Linked DNA regions of Homo sapiens: regions 1 and 2 are each linked to region 3. A link is a loop called in an ENCODE intact Hi-C map of the cell type or tissue named here. Cell type or tissue: heart right ventricle. All regions are shown on one strand.

What was found. Hi-C counts contacts between places; a loop is a spot of excess contacts. Peaks named below come from ENCODE experiments on the same cell type or tissue, not always from the same donor. Only the 100,000 strongest peaks of a DNase experiment are listed, where the experiment ranks them.
Region 1: a loop joins it to region 3, with 8 times the contacts of the local background. A loop is called at or near these places in 86 of 110 quality-filtered maps.
Region 2: it touches region 3 in a loop (15-fold over the local background); 81 of 110 quality-filtered maps call a loop at or near these places.

Annotation. Positions count from the first base shown.
Region 1 is chr12:124,033,938-124,038,937 of GRCh38, forward strand. The region is part of intron 2 of ZNF664-RFLNA (ZNF664-RFLNA readthrough); the gene reads left to right. Among named protein-coding and RNA genes, the nearest start is that of ZNF664-RFLNA, 63 kb to the left of the region's middle. In heart right ventricle, a CTCF peak has its summit at 2,841 (motif pointing right); a DNase peak (open chromatin) is centred at 2,824.
Region 2 is chr12:124,051,596-124,056,595 of GRCh38, forward strand. The region is part of intron 2 of ZNF664-RFLNA (ZNF664-RFLNA readthrough); the gene reads left to right. Among named protein-coding and RNA genes, the nearest start is that of ZNF664-RFLNA, 81 kb to the left of the region's middle. In heart right ventricle, CTCF peaks have their summits at 2,437 and 2,642; a DNase peak (open chromatin) is centred at 2,446.
Region 3 is chr12:124,318,754-124,323,753 of GRCh38, forward strand. No RefSeq gene overlaps it. Among named protein-coding and RNA genes, the nearest start is that of MIR6880, 16 kb to the right of the region's middle. RefSeq lists enhancers at 2,216-2,285, 2,716-2,825, 3,333-3,412. In heart right ventricle, a CTCF peak has its summit at 2,431; a DNase peak (open chromatin) is centred at 2,418; H3K27ac peaks cover 690 bases.

The DNA.
Region 1 (5,000 bases), 280 kb before region 3:
TCTACCAGATGACCCAGTAGTTTTACTTCTGGGACAGCCCTGAAGAAGTGAGGATCACCTTGCTAGGGGCTGAAAATCACCCTATCTAGGGTCCTGGGAGCCAGGAGAGGCTTTCTACAGAAGGGCTTTGAGGGATGTGTAGGAGTTCACTTGACAGGTACAGTGAGAAAGCACACTTTAAGCAGAGGAGAGAATATATACCAGTGGTTCTCAACATTAAGCCTACATCAGAACCACCTGGAGGGCTCATGAAAACACCAATCTCTGGGCCTTGCCCCCCAGTTTCTGATTCACTGGGTCTGGGGTAAGGCTTGGGAATTTGTTTTTGTTTTTAACGAGTTCCCAGGGGATGCTGACGCTGTTGTTCTAGGGACCCCACTTTGAAAACTGTAAACTTACATGAAGAACTGAAGCATGAAGTCACAGCCTGCGTCTGGGGAACTGTAACTACCTCGTTGTTGCTGGAATTTGAATTGTCTGAGCAATATGGTTAGAGGGTTAGGGAGGAGTCTCAAATGCCGAGCTGTGGGCATGCAAAATAAAGAAACGCGCCATTTGTGCATTCCAGGAGCAGGCGGCGCTGTGCTGCTGTAACTTTCAATCCCAATTGACATGCCCATTTTCCAGAGGAAGAAATTGCGGAACACAAGGTTCACTGATTGGTCCAAATTCCCCATTTAAGTAAGTGATGGATCTGGGATTCTAAACCGGGCCTCGGGAGACGCTAAAGCCCTTTTTATCTCCCTTGCCAGGGGCTCCATGCTAGAGCACTTAAAATTAAATCTCCGCAACAGAGGCATTGGGGAGAAAAATAATCAGGAAATATCTTGGGCAGGAGATTATAGGATAGGTCGGAAGGGGCTTACACCAGACCCTTTGGGAGACCCGCAAAAGTTGAACTGACAGACTCTTGAGATGTGATGTGGCCGCAGAGCTGGAGAAGGCCGATTAGAGAGGAGAGATGGGAGGGAGGACCTGGGACCCTGCTGGCTGATAGGTTGTGGTGCGTACCATTGAGGCCTTGACTTTGGAGAGATACCTGGTGAAGCCAGCGAGAAAGGCAGGAGGGGTCGGAGGGGCACGTCATGAAGACGTCCTGGGACACGAGGACCCACACGCTCCCTCCTTCCCGGTTACCCAGCCTTTTTCTAAGCCTTTCGTCATTCTGACTGGTTAATTTTGTTATCTTTTATTTTCTCGTCTCACTCATTCTCTTTGAATTTCTCTTCTGTCTTCATGCTCATTATCAGGCTAGCAAATTGTTAACTATGTAAATTTTAAAAGGAAAAATGTCAGCAGGCAGCTGGACAAGACAGAAGAGACAGAACTTCAAATGTTGCAGTCCAGGCTCCTTGGGAGAGTATGTCCTCCTTCTCATGAACAGGGAGAGCAAATGGTGTAACTGACACCCCTAAGTTCATCACGTGGGTGTCATCATTACAACACTTTGCAATATTAGCTTCATTTTCTGCCCCCTGGAGTATTTTGAAGCATATTTCAGATGTTATAACACCTCTAAATACTTTAGAATGTGTCTCTAAAAATAGGGACATCTTCCTACTAACCATGGCACCATCATCATCACACATAAAAGATTAACGCAATTCACTGAATCATCTAACACCAAGTCAATATTCAGACATCCCTAGTATTGAATTATCTAACCCGCAGTCGATATTCAGATATCCCCAGTTATTCCCAATGTCTTTTCCTCCAAGATTTTATCATAAAAATATTTTCAAACATCAGATGAATTGAAGGACTCTTACAGTGAGCATCTATATATCCACCACCTAGTTGTGGAATTACCATTTGGCTGTGTGCTTTCTTGTATACCTGTCCGTCTATCCATCTTTCCAGTCACCCATTAATCCATCTTAATTTTTCAGTGCATTTCAGAGTGAGATGCAGATATCAGCACCCTTCCCCCTAAACACTTCAGCATGAGTATCATTTGCTGGAGTCCAGTATTTATTAGGTTCTTTCCTTTTGAGGTAAAATTGACATATAAATAAAAGACCCAAATTTCCAGTATAATATTTGATGAATTGAGCAAATAGTTAGCTGTCTAACCCAAACCCCTGTGAAGATAGCAAACATTTTCATCACCCCAGAAGGTTCCCCATGTCCCTTCCCAGTCAATCCCCCCACTCCACACAACCCCTGATTTGACTTTTTCCTATCACTGCATCTTCTGGAAGTTCATATAAATAGCATGGTGCCCTTGTGTAAGGCTGCTTTCACATGGCATAATGCTTTTGTTATGTACCCATGTCGTGTGTGTCACAATAGCCTGTGATTTTTATTGTTATGGAGTAGCCTGTCACATGATGTGTCCACCATTTACTCATCCATCACTTGTTGAGGGACATTTAGGCTGAATCTTCCATTTGGCGATGATGAGTAAAGCTGCTATGAACATTTTCATGTACAGGTTTTTTTGTGGACTCTCGCAAACGTCTCCTACTGCTGGTTTATTTTAACCATGATGCAATCAAGGTCCCACCCTGCAGCCGATTGTTGTGCTTCTGACGTTTCCTTTAATTAAGTTGAAGGGGCCCAGTCAAACCCCCTGTTGTAGCCACAGCTCCGGTTACCTGCCAGGCATACAAAGGAGCTGAGTTCTCAGAGTAACAACAGCTACTGAGCTGCTTGTGTAGACCTTAGGCTTGTGATTGGAATGGTTTCGTTGTACACCCGCCGGTTGTTACAGGGAAGAAAGACTCCAGGCTGGACATCTCAGAACTAAACTAATTGAACTAATTAACCTAATCTCTCCCTCTTTCTCATACTCTGGGAGTCAGCCATTTTTGTTGGTGATGCTGCACTGTTTCGCAGCCACAAGGGGGCACCTGTGTGCTTTGTATGATTTAAAATTTTCATTTGGCAATTAAAAAAAGTTCTCCCAGAAAATCAGTATTTTAAGATGCTTTCCCTGTTTCCCAGTCTATTGAATTCAATGGTGACTTTTGTTCAATTGTTCAATACGTATTTACCGAATACCCACCATGACTAATGCATTGTGCTACGCACTGTGGGTGGTGAAGAAATAAAATAGTTCCTACCCTTGGGACTCTTCTGACCCACAGGGAGGAGAGAGAACCACAGTACAGCTCGGCATGTGTTTGAAGTCAGAAGAATGGGGCGAAACTGTGGAGATTCAGGTGGGTGGGAGCTGGCATCGCGATATTCCGGGAGGCCATGATGTCAAGAGCAAGTGAAGAGACCAGAAGGTTCTGGAACCCAGGATCTGTTAGGGATGCTGGAAGGGATTCGATGGTCCAGAGCTAGGGAATTTGGAACTTATTCATGATGTTGAATGACACGGGGGAGTTTTCAGTGGGGAAGTGACTGGTAGTATTGAATTGGAGAGGAAAGAGAAGAGGCAGGAAACTCTCTGTGGGGGCAGTTTGGGGGTGATGGGGCCCATGCTGGGGTGACCCTGGGAGAATGGCTGAGAATCATCTCTGAGTGCTGTAGGAATGAATGAGACCAATGGAGAGGAGAGAGAGAACATTCTGGAATCCTTCTGGAATGACTGAAAATCATCTCTGAGTGTTGTAGGAATGAAGGAGACCACTTGGGGAGAGGAGAGAGAGAACATTCTGGAATGTTCTGAGAATCATTCCAGAATTACTGCAGACCACTTGGGGAGAGGAGAGAAAGACAATATCCTGGAATGTTCTTGGAGCAGTCTTATTTTGAAGTTTGGTTTTCAAAGTCAAGTAGCTTTGCATTATATGAAAACTTTCACTAAGATACTTCCAAGTAGGGTCAGTGGCGAGTTGTTCTGCCCGTTAAAGAAAAAATTCTCGGCCGGGCGCAGTGGCTCACGCCTGTAATCCCAGCACTTTGGGAGGCCGAGGCGGGCGGATCACGAGGTCAGGAGATCGAGACCATTCTGGCTAACACGGTGAAACCCCGTCTCTACTAAAAACACAAAACATTAGCCGGGCGTGGTGGCGGGCGCCTGTAGTCCCAGTTACTCGGGAGGCTGAGGCAGGAGAATGGCGTGAACCCGGGAGGCGGAGCTTGCAGTGAGCTGAGATCGCGCCACTGCCCTCCAGCCTGGGCGACAGAGCGAGACTCCGGAAAAAAAAAAAAAAAACACGTAAGGAAGACACTATTCAGGACCATTTTGAGGGGTCACGACCGTCACAGTAGGGGAGAGAGATAGGGCTCAACTCCGAAAACAGCAAAGACAGCTGTAGATTATAGTCAAGAGGCAGAGTGGGTAATGGAGGAAAATTACTGAGAGGAGACAGAACCTGAGGATGAGGCCTCCTGGGGAAGAGGACTCTGAGGAACCTAACATTTGATCAAGGACAGAGTCTTTGTCATGCCTCAGGGATTAATCAGATCTTTTGTTAAGTGCGAATCCCAGCAGGTGAAGTGGGATGTATTTTTTAAGTGGGAAGTATTCTGATTAAACGGGAGCATGAGGCAGTGAAATGGGATAAATTTGTTTTATGCAAGATGAAACACTAAATCACCTTTATACAAATATTCATACAAATATTTTTATACAAATATGAATTTTTTATACAAAAATTTCAGCATTCCTGAAATTATAAATCAGTGGGAAAAGTTTGACTTAAAAAATAAATTCAGTGGCAGATAAACAATTCAAGTGATTCTTTGTTTTTACCTTTGTTGAAAGAAATGGTATTAGTAACTTAAAATAGATTTGTTTAAAAAACGAAAATATAACGTGTTTTTGGTCCATTGAAATAAGGTGATATGACAGTCACGCCCAGGTCCCCAATTACTAGGCTGATTTACATAAGCATGATTTACCCTGATTTATATAAACATCCATCCTTCCCTAATCACTTTATTAAGTTTCAGGTTCAAATATTTCCCTGAAACTTTTTTCAGGGAAAAAATATACATTTTATATTTATATTTTTAATATTTTTTTTTCCCACTTTCCTTAAAAATCTCCTTTTCATCACTAAAGGGCAGTTCAGCCACAGGCTCTGGATTCAAATCCAGCACCT
Region 2 (5,000 bases), 270 kb before region 3:
TTTTGACATGTTGGTCAGGCTGGTCATGAACTCCTGGCCTCAAGTGATCCACCTACCTCGGCCTCCCAAAGTGCTGGGATTACAGGTGTGAGCCACCGCGCCCAACCCTGTGTTTATTCTTAGGTCTGTACTACGCTTTATGCCTCAGTTTCCACAGTTAAAACACGTTATTTTATTCCTCACGTTATAGGAGCAATTTGTATTCATAAACTTGGCCTTCACCTTCAACTTCTGAAGATTTTAATACAGCGCAAATGATTTGGGGTCTGTGAATTCAGTTTTATTTATTTGGCTCCTTCCTTTAAGGAGTCAGGCTAATGCAAGAAAATCCAATAATTAGATCTTTTGGATTTCAAATAACTGGAAGAGGAAGTGGTGTTTATCTAATGGTTTAGGCATAATGCGTGTTTTTTCCCGTAGGCCTGTGTGTGTATGTGTGTGTGTGTGGTTGTTCTTAACTTGAAGAATTAAACACTTGTTTTCCCCGTTAATTCTTTCCTCTGGGGCTTTTGTAGACGTTGTGGAAATGTGACCTGTAAGTCTGTGTCTGAATACATGCTGCAGATGGAAGGAAGGCTGCCTCCCATCTCTCGGGAAATGGCTTCACTCAGTTACTCTTTGGTCCAGGTGGTTGAGTTAGGTGAAGACATTAGTATTTCACTTCCTAGTAAAGTGACTGTTTAGAAAAAAACATTTAGTGAGGACTGAAAAAACTCTTGCTAAATCTGTTTGCTTCCATGAAACGACAGGTTTTGAGGGATGGGGAGGTGGCTTTAGCTTGGGCTGTGGGAGAGGTGCAGACGAAGAGTCTCCAGGACACTCACACCAAGTCATCAGGGATCTAATTTTCTGGTGATGAAGAAATCAAATTGATCCTTCGGTATGATTTTCCCCTCCCAAGAGGCATTCATATCTCCAGGGGTTGTTGGGATTTCCATAACAGGCGGGGGAAGTCGTTTTGTCTCCTGAGTCCCCAACACCCCAGATGAACGTGTCAAAGGACGGCTCCCAGCCCGGCGCTACCATGATGGATTGAGGGCCACAGATTCTGTTTTCTTTTTCTTTTTTTTTTTTTTTTTTTTTGAGACGGAGTCTCGTTCTGTCGCCCAGGCTGGAGTGCAGTGGCGCAATCTCGGCTCACTGCAAGCTCCGCCTCCCGGGTTCACGCCATTCTCCTGCCTCAGCCTCCTGAGTAGCTGGGACTATAGGCGCCCGCCACCGCACCCGGCTAATTTTTTGTATTTTTAGTAGAGACGGGGTTTCACCGTGTTAGCTAGGATGGTCTCGATCTCCTGACCTCGTGATCCACCCGCCTCGGCCTCCCAAAGTGCTGGGATTACAGGCTTGAGCCACCGCGCCCGGGATTCTGTTTTCTTTTAAGTGAAAGAAAATATCAGCCCTACCTTGTCTTTAGTGGAGGAGAAGATGAAAGGGAAAGGGCACGTGGAAACGTGTGCTGGGTGCCCCTGCGCCATCTCCCTGTGTCTGGACCCCAGACACCTCACTGCTCCGGAGGTGCTTTCAGTCCTATATATATTAACCTGAGCTTAGAAAGGAACCTTCAAGCTCCAAAATCTCCTCCCAGGTCCTGGTTAAGAGCCTTTTCACAAATTGGATTCTGCAGTCCTGCATTTTAGTTGAAAATCCCCAATGGAAGCTCTCTGAACTACAAAAGAAGAGACGAATTACCAGGATGCCCCCTCCATAAAATGAAAAAGCCCTACAAGCTGCTGATTAGTCTTTTTTCAGCTCTAAAAGTCAAGGAAGGTCTCGGCCGGGCGGGGAGCTCATTCCTATAATCCCAGCACTTTGGGAGAGGCTGAGGCAGGCTTGAGCTCAGGAGTTCAACACCAGCCTGAACTTGAACTGGCAACATGGCAAAGCCCATCTCTACAAAAAATACAAAAATTAGCCAGGCGTGGTGGTGCGTGCCTGTGGTCCCAGATACTCAGGAGGTTGAGGTGGGAGGTTGGCTTGGACTTGGGAGGTTGAGGCTGCAGTGAGCCAAGATTGCACCACTGCACTCCAGCCTGGGCAACACAGTGAGACCCTGTCTAAAAAAAAAAAAAAAAAAATCAAGGTCTTCATAACTCTAGGAGGCAGAGTGGAATTGAGTCTTTGGCTTCAAGGAGAGAGTGGAGGGAGGCAGCTTAACAGGACGAGAGTAAAGTGAACAGAAAAAGCCTCTCAGAAAAATAAAGGCAGGCGACAGCAAGGAGAGAGGAAAAACCCCCACCTCTCGCGCTGAACAGGGAAATGGGATAGAAAACGTTCCCTGTGATATGCCAACTGAGAATCAACTAGATCTGTTCCACATTTCTTTCTCCTCCTTTTCCCTTTGTACATATTTCCGTGCAGACAGCTTCAGGACGCAGTTCCGGGGAAGCTTATTTCTTCAAAACCCCCCTCTCTCTGCTAGAACAGGCCGTGATTGCTGCGTACCAGCAAGGGGGCAGTCAAGCACAACGCATGAGAAACAAAGGTCCTTCAACCTCCAAGCCCGCAGGAGAGCAGCTCCACTCACTTCCTTTGAAGTGGCCCTCTCTGTTTTTTCTAGGATCGAGAATTTTCCTGTAATACACTGGTCTATTTTTAAACCCACTTTCCATTCGCTAGAAGTAAAGAGTGGAAAAATATAATGAATTGTAGAAAGAAACGGAACATAGGTATAAATGTCAATGGTGGGATTTTATAGGCACATAGAAATCTCCCCTTTAAAAGACACTGCAATTATTTTTAGAATGAGAATTGGTCTCAGGGTGGCCTGAGAGAAGAAATGGGAAAAGAACATTTCAACTTTTACTCTACGGTTCAAACCAGTGATGGCGGTTTGCCATCCTCAATTCAGCACATAAACATGTGGGCTGCCCACCATCCGTGAGCGTGGCAGATACTATGGGAGACGCTAAGGCGACTTAGACAGGATCTCTGCCCTCAAGAGGGTTCCATCTAATTAGGAGGGGACAGACAGACTCACAAATGGCCAAAACAGAAAGTGAAGCCCATCACAGTCACCAGTAAAGTGCAGAGCAAGTGAGAAGAGGGAGGGACCTTCCTTCAGGGGACGGGATATCTCCCATTCCGTGGAGCTGGTGGCACTGGAGGCAGACCTTGAAAGATGACACTGCAGGGACGGGCCGGATGCCCACCCATCCCATTTTCTCTTCCCGGGCCTGTGTTGCAATGAGGTTAGAGTCACGTGGCTGGGCCATGCGATAGAGCCAGTCAGAAGTGGTGGAAGTGAAATATGCCACTTCCGGCCAGGCGCGGTGGCTCACACCTGTAATCCCAGCACTTTGGGAGGCTGAGGCAGGTGGATCACCTGATGTCGGGAGTTCGAAACAGCCTGATCAACATGGAGAAACCGCATCTCTACTAAAAATACGAAATTAGCCGGCCGTGGTGGCACATGCCTGTAATCCCAGCTACTCGGGAGGCTGAGGCAGGAGAATTGCTTGAACCTGGGAGGCGGAGGTTGCAGTGAGCTGAGATTGCGCCATTGCACTCCAGCCTGGGCAATAAGAGTGAAACTCTGTCTCAAAAAAAAAAAGAAAAAAGAAAAAAAGAAATATGCCACTTCCATGTCTGACTGTAACACCCCTTGTGTGGCCATCCAAGCTTTCCCTTTCTCTTCCACACAGAGCCCACATGTTTAAGATAAGTGGTAGAAGCCAGTATCCTTGAGTGCTTGTTGAAAAGAGCTGTCCAGGAGAGCTACCCAACCCACATCACACTATGATGTAAGAGAAGATAGAATTCAGCCACTGAGCTGCTGGGGTGGTTTGTTATAGCAAGTGGTGTCTCTTAGGACAGATGAATAGGTTTTGACCAGTGAAAATGTGGGACCTCTTCCCTGAGTCTCATTCTGCCGAATGTGCTGTTATTAGGACACGCACCACATTTACGGATATCGCTTGTTTGAGGCCAGCCATCCAAGCTTCACTATTTGTACCATGAAAAGGACCTCATCTATCTTGCCCTCCCTCCCATCCCTAGAACCTAGCACAGTGCATCACATACAGTCGGTGTTTAATAAATGGTTTGTTAAACAAAATGGGTAAGAGGGGGCTTTGTTTGGGGAACATCCAATAGTCTAGTTTCAGGAAAGCATAGGATATTTCTATCTAAAGGAGATGGGCATTTAGGTGGGCCTCTGTGGGGACCCTTAACAGGGTGTCAGGAGTTGGCGCTTATTTTGCGGGGCTGTATCCTGAAGCCTTCCCTCCTTTCCTATCCGCTGCAATACTTCATGGGCGTTTTCTTTTGTAAACTTCAATAACTTATTACTAGTTGCCTGTATCTCTAGTCCAACTTTCAGCCTTACTTATCCTAAAAGAACAATAGAGAGAGAGAGAGAGAGAGAGACCTGTGATCCCTGTAATATGAACCTGCTTGTTTAAAGATGTTAGAAAACCTAACTCAACTGACTTTAGGTTAAAAACCACTGGCTCATATAACTGAAAAGTCCAGGATAGTTATAACTGCTTCAAGCATGGACAGATCAGGGCTCTCAAACAGTGTTGTCAAGAATTTCTGATTTTTCTGCTTATTGGAAGTGACGGCATGCCAGTTCTAAGTTTAGGCTTTATTTATATTTTATATTTTTATTTTTATTTTTGAGATGCCCAGGCTGGAGTGCAATGGCACGATCTCAGCTCACTGCAATCTCTGCCTCCCAGGTTCAAGCGATTCTCCTGCCTCAGCCTCCCAAGTAGCTGTGATTACAGGCTCCTGCCACCACGCCCAGTTAATTTTTTGTATTTTTAGTAGAGATGGGGTTTCACCATGTTGGCCAGGCTGGTCTCGAACTCTTGACCTCAGATGATCCACCTGCTTTGGCCTCCCAAGGTGCTGGGATTACAGGCGTGAGCCACCACTCTTGGCTAAGCTTAGGCTTTAAAAAGCATGGCGTGTTCCCACTCGCCCTCATGCATCTGTGCTCTCACCATGAGAAGAGCTTGCCTGGCAGGCTACTGTCCGTTCAGTCTGAGTCCCCGTAT
Region 3 (5,000 bases):
GCCGTGGTGGGGTCGAATGACGGGGCCAGGACCAGGCAGCTGGCCGTGACATGCCTTTGCATCGTGCTGATCCCCGAGCCCCCTGCCCCCTCACGCCATGGTGTCTGTCCCCGATCCCCTCCCCAGGGCAAGGGGGCTGTGTCCTGGCCTCTCCACTGTGCCAGCCCCTTATCCTGGTCCCACACTGGCCTCCCAGGTCTAATTCTCCCTCACAATCCATCAGCACCCTTGCGAGACAAAACTGCCCTGATTTCAGAAAACCGGCAAGTTACCTTATTAAGCAACGGCTCACCACCCCAGACACTCCTGGGCCCCCACAGGGACTCACGTCCAGCCCATGGTCGTGGGCTCCCGAGGGTCCTTGGTTGGGCCTCACCTCCTAGCCTTTGCCCACACAGGTTTTCTCCTCTCAGCCTATTCCCTTCCCTAGACCTGCCTCCTTCAGGAAGCCACCCTGACTGCTCCAGTTTATCTGTGTCATCCCAGGAAAGCTTGTCTGGAGCCAACCCCAGGGTCTTTGGGACCAGTCCTTTGCTGCCCTGTGGGGCAGCAGCTCTTGGGGCTGGTGGCCAGGTCTCCTTCTACAGAGACTTTTGTGCACTTACTGGAGACCTCCTGATCAGATGGAAGCGAAGGAGCCAGGTTCCAGGTGAAGGCCTAGCTCCAACCTTGGGCACCGCCCCTGCCATCATGGTGAGGGTCGTCAACCACCCCCACCAGAAACCCCTGGGCTGCTTGTTGAAAACACAGATTCCTGGGCCCCACCCTGGACCTAGAGCATCATCAGACTGTCTAGGTGGACCCAGGAATCTGCATTTAACCAACTTCTCGATGTCCTAAGACATGGTGACATTTGCCACCAACTGTCCTTTACAGAGCTCTTTCTAGCTTTCTTTTGAGAACTAGACACTCGCAGCGTCACTTCACAACACACTTGCCAGGGAGGTTCAGAGCCAAAGGCAGGGTCAGGAGGAGAAAGACAAGAGCTCTGCCCCTCGAGGGTTCCGTCGGGTTTGAGACAAGGATTGCACTGTGTTATCAGAGACCCAGAGGGGAGAGAAGATAGGCCAGGGCAGTGTGCTCTTCAAGGAAGTAATGCCCCAGCTGGGTTTTGAAGTGTGTATAGGGGTTTTCCAGGGAGATGGGGGTCAGGGGAACAGCATGAGTCTTCATTTTAAAGATGCAGCAGTGAAAAAGCCACATAAGACAGGGGTGGGATGACATCTTTCTTTGGGGGCGGGTGGGATGACCTCTTTCTTTGGGGGCGGGTGGGATGACCTCTTTCTTTGGGGGGAGGTGGGATGACCTCTTTCTTTGGGGGTGGGTGGGATGACCTCTTTCTTTAGGGGCAGGTGGGATGACCTCTTTCTTTGGGGGTAGGTGGGATGACATCTTTGGGGGCAGGTGGGATGACCTCTTTCTTTGGGGGCGGGTGGGATGACCTCTTTCTTTAAGGGTAGGTGGGATGACCTCTTTCTTTAGGGGTAGGTGGGATGACCTCTTTCTTTAGGGGTAGGTGGGATGACCTCTTTCTTTAGGGGTAGGTGGGATGACCTCTTTCTTTAGGGGTAGGTGGGATGACCTCTTTCTTTCTTTAGGGGTAGGTGGGATGACCTCTTTCTTTAGGGGTAAGTGGGATGACCTCTTTAGGGGTAGGTGGGATGACCTCTTTGGGGGCAGGTGGGATGACCTCTTTCTTTAGGGGTAGGTGGGATGACCTCTTTCTTTGGGGGTAGGTGGGATGATCTCTTTCTTTAGGGGTAGGTGGGATGGCCTCTTTCTTTAGGGGTAGGTGGGATGACCTCTTTCTTTGGGGGTAGGTGGGATGACCTCTTTCTTTGGGGGTAGGTGGGATGACCTCTTTCTTTGGGGGTAGGTGGGATGACCTCTTTCTTTGGGGGTAGGTGGGATGACCTCTTTCTTTGGGGGTAGGTGGGATGACCTCTTTGGGGGTAGGTGGGATGACCTCTTTGGGGGTAGGTAGGATGACCTCTTTGAAGGCTGAGGACCAACTGGCTGTAGCTGGGAGACAGAGTGGACCCTCTGAGGGCAGGAGGCTGCGAGCTTTCCATGCACCTGCAAACAACCGCCTGGGTTGGGTCTAAGTCCCTGGTCCTCAGAGAAGATACGCCATGGTGCTGAGTGGTACCAATTCAGAGGCACAGAGACAGGGGCTGATGGTGATGACCGTGAGGGCTGAGCCCTGTGATCCACTCCCATCTCTCTGGTCTAACTGGTGGCTCAACAAGGTGCTGTGGGATCTTGGGCCTCACCGATGTGAGTGGGTAACCCCTGGCGGCTGGCATGACCAACACCCCAACCCATCCTGGATTCTGGGTAGGGGCCACTCTGTGCCCTGGGTGGAGGGCAGGCCTGCCTGGGACAGTGCCCTTTGCCGGCCCCACACTGCCATCTGCCTGCCGGCCTCAGAACTACAGCCCAGCACCAGGCTCAGCCCTGTTGGGACGCATGAAAGCCCAGCGCACAGATGAGAAACCAAGGCCCAGAGGGCACCCAAAGCATCCCCAAGTTCACACAGATCACAGTCACCAAGCTGGAATCCAGGTCCTGCATGGGCCCAAGGCTTCTGCTTATTTTTAACCTGGGCACAGTAATCAGGGTGGGACACCGAGAGCCAGTGAGGCTGGGCAGAGCCCCTGAGGATGCCCCTCCTCCCTGGTCCCCACTCCAGGGGAGGCAGGACCCTGGGCAAGCCTGGGCCCTGGAGGCTTTGGGTCCCCTGGGAAGGTCAGGGCAGAAGGTGGCAATTTCTGCTTCCAGCAGACCATGGTTCTCCCTTTCATTGCCCCCCAGTCCTGTGGGGCTGGTTTCTGCAGTGCTGGATGTGAGGCTGGTCAGACACCAGCACAGGGCCAGGGACCCCCAGCCTTGGCTATCCTTGCTGGCAAATCCCCATCAGAGCCCCCAAGGATGAATTCCATCTGTGTTGGCACCACCCCTTTGTCCCTGCTTACCAGTAGCTGGGCCAGGGTGGGCCCTCTTTGGGGATTTGGGACTGCCTCTTTCTGGGTGAACTGAGGTCAGCATCCCAGACTGCCTGGGCATGAAGGCTGAGAGATGGGGACAGGCAGAATTCCAGGACCCTGGGTATCCCCACGCTTAGCATGACTCAGACGCACTTCTGAAGGAAGAACAAAAAGAGCATGCCCTGCTTTGCAGATTATCTTGCGCCCATGAGGGGCAGAGGACCCACCTCCCACCCCCTTTGTACTCCGAAAGCTTTTAGGGGCCTGGGAAGCTGGGGCCACCCTGGGAACCCACCCAGCAAGACTCAGCTTTTGCAGGGCAGGCGTTTCCTGGCTGCCAACTGTCTACATGTCTGGTGGGTCTTGGGTGGAGTGGGACACAGACTGGGGGTCTTCACTCCACAGTGGCTCCAGGAATGCTATTGGGGCAGAGCTGACCTCATGGCTCTGCCAAGAGGAAAGGTTCTCTGACCTCTGCTCTAGGATGGGGGCAGGCCTCAGCGGCCACACTCAGGCCAGCGCTGTCCCCATGGGCTTGGGGACATAGGATGGCTAAGAGGTTGTGATGGGGCTGTCCAGATGGAAACCCTACCAGGAGGCTTCAAGACACTCTGGACCAGCAGGGGAAGCTCCAGGGCAAGGGTGGGCTTCCTCTCTCTAGGGAAGCAGGCAGTGGCACCACAGGGGGCCCCAGTGCACTCCCCATGCCAGGGCGCCTGTAGCTATACCTGGGGGCCAGTGGGCATATGAAGTCTCTCTCACGCTCTTCCAGCTCAGCCACCCAATCTGGCTCTGGGGACTGACACTGCACACGGGACCGGGCACCAGGTGGGGTGTCAGGCTTTGGGGGAGTGTGGAGGGGCAGCCGTGCTGCTGTGGCAGCATACGGAAAGGGCAGGTAAATGAGGGGGAGGGCCAGGCCACTGGCACCAAGGGACAAGGCCGAGGGTGACTGGGTCAATAGTGAAGAACTGTGGCCATTCCCAGGTTCCACTCTGCTCCAGAAGGGATGCTGCGGACACAAGACAGGGCACACCCAAGATGTGGTAGACTTGAACCCAAGAGGCACCTGAACAAGCTGGCAGGAGTTGCTCTCTCTCCTGCCTGTATTCAAAACACACCAGGACATCCCCGGTCATGATCTCTATGGGCAGGGATGACATTAGAATACTACAATTAGGAAGTGATGGCCATTCTGGACTCCACGGGTGTGAATACTAGACACCTTCACTATGGGTGTGAATACCCAACACCCTCACCCTGTGTATATGTGATTCTCTTGCCATGAGTGTGAACACCTAACATCCTCACCATGAGTGTGAACACCTGACACATGGGTGTTAATACCCAACACCCTCACCCTGTGTATATGTGACACTCTTGCCATGAGTGTGAACACCTAACATCCTCACGAGTGTGAATACCTGACACATGGGTGTGAATACCCAACACCCTCACCCTGTGTATATGTGATACTCTTGCCATGAGTGTGAACACCTAACATCCTCACCATGAGTGTGAACACCTGACACATGGGTGTGAATACCCAACACCCTCACCCTGTGTATATGTGATACTCTTGCCATGAGTGTGAACACCTAACATCCTCACCATGAGTGTGAACACCTGACACATGGGTGTGAATACCCAACACCCTCACCCTGTGTATATGTGATACTCTTGCCATGAGTGTGAACCCCTAACATCCTCACCATGAGTGTGAACACCTGACACATGGGTGTGAATACCCAACACCCTCACCCTGTGTATATGATACTCTTGCCATGAGTGTGAACCCCTAACATCCTCACCATGAGTGTGAACACCTGACACATGGGTGTGAATACCCAACACCCTCACCCTGTGTATATTTGATACTCTTGCCATGAGTGTGAACACCTAACATCCTCACCATGAGTGTGAATACCTGACACCCTCTCAATATGTGTGAACATCTGACACCTTCACCATGGGTGTGACTTGACACCCTCGCCATGGTGTGAATACCTGACA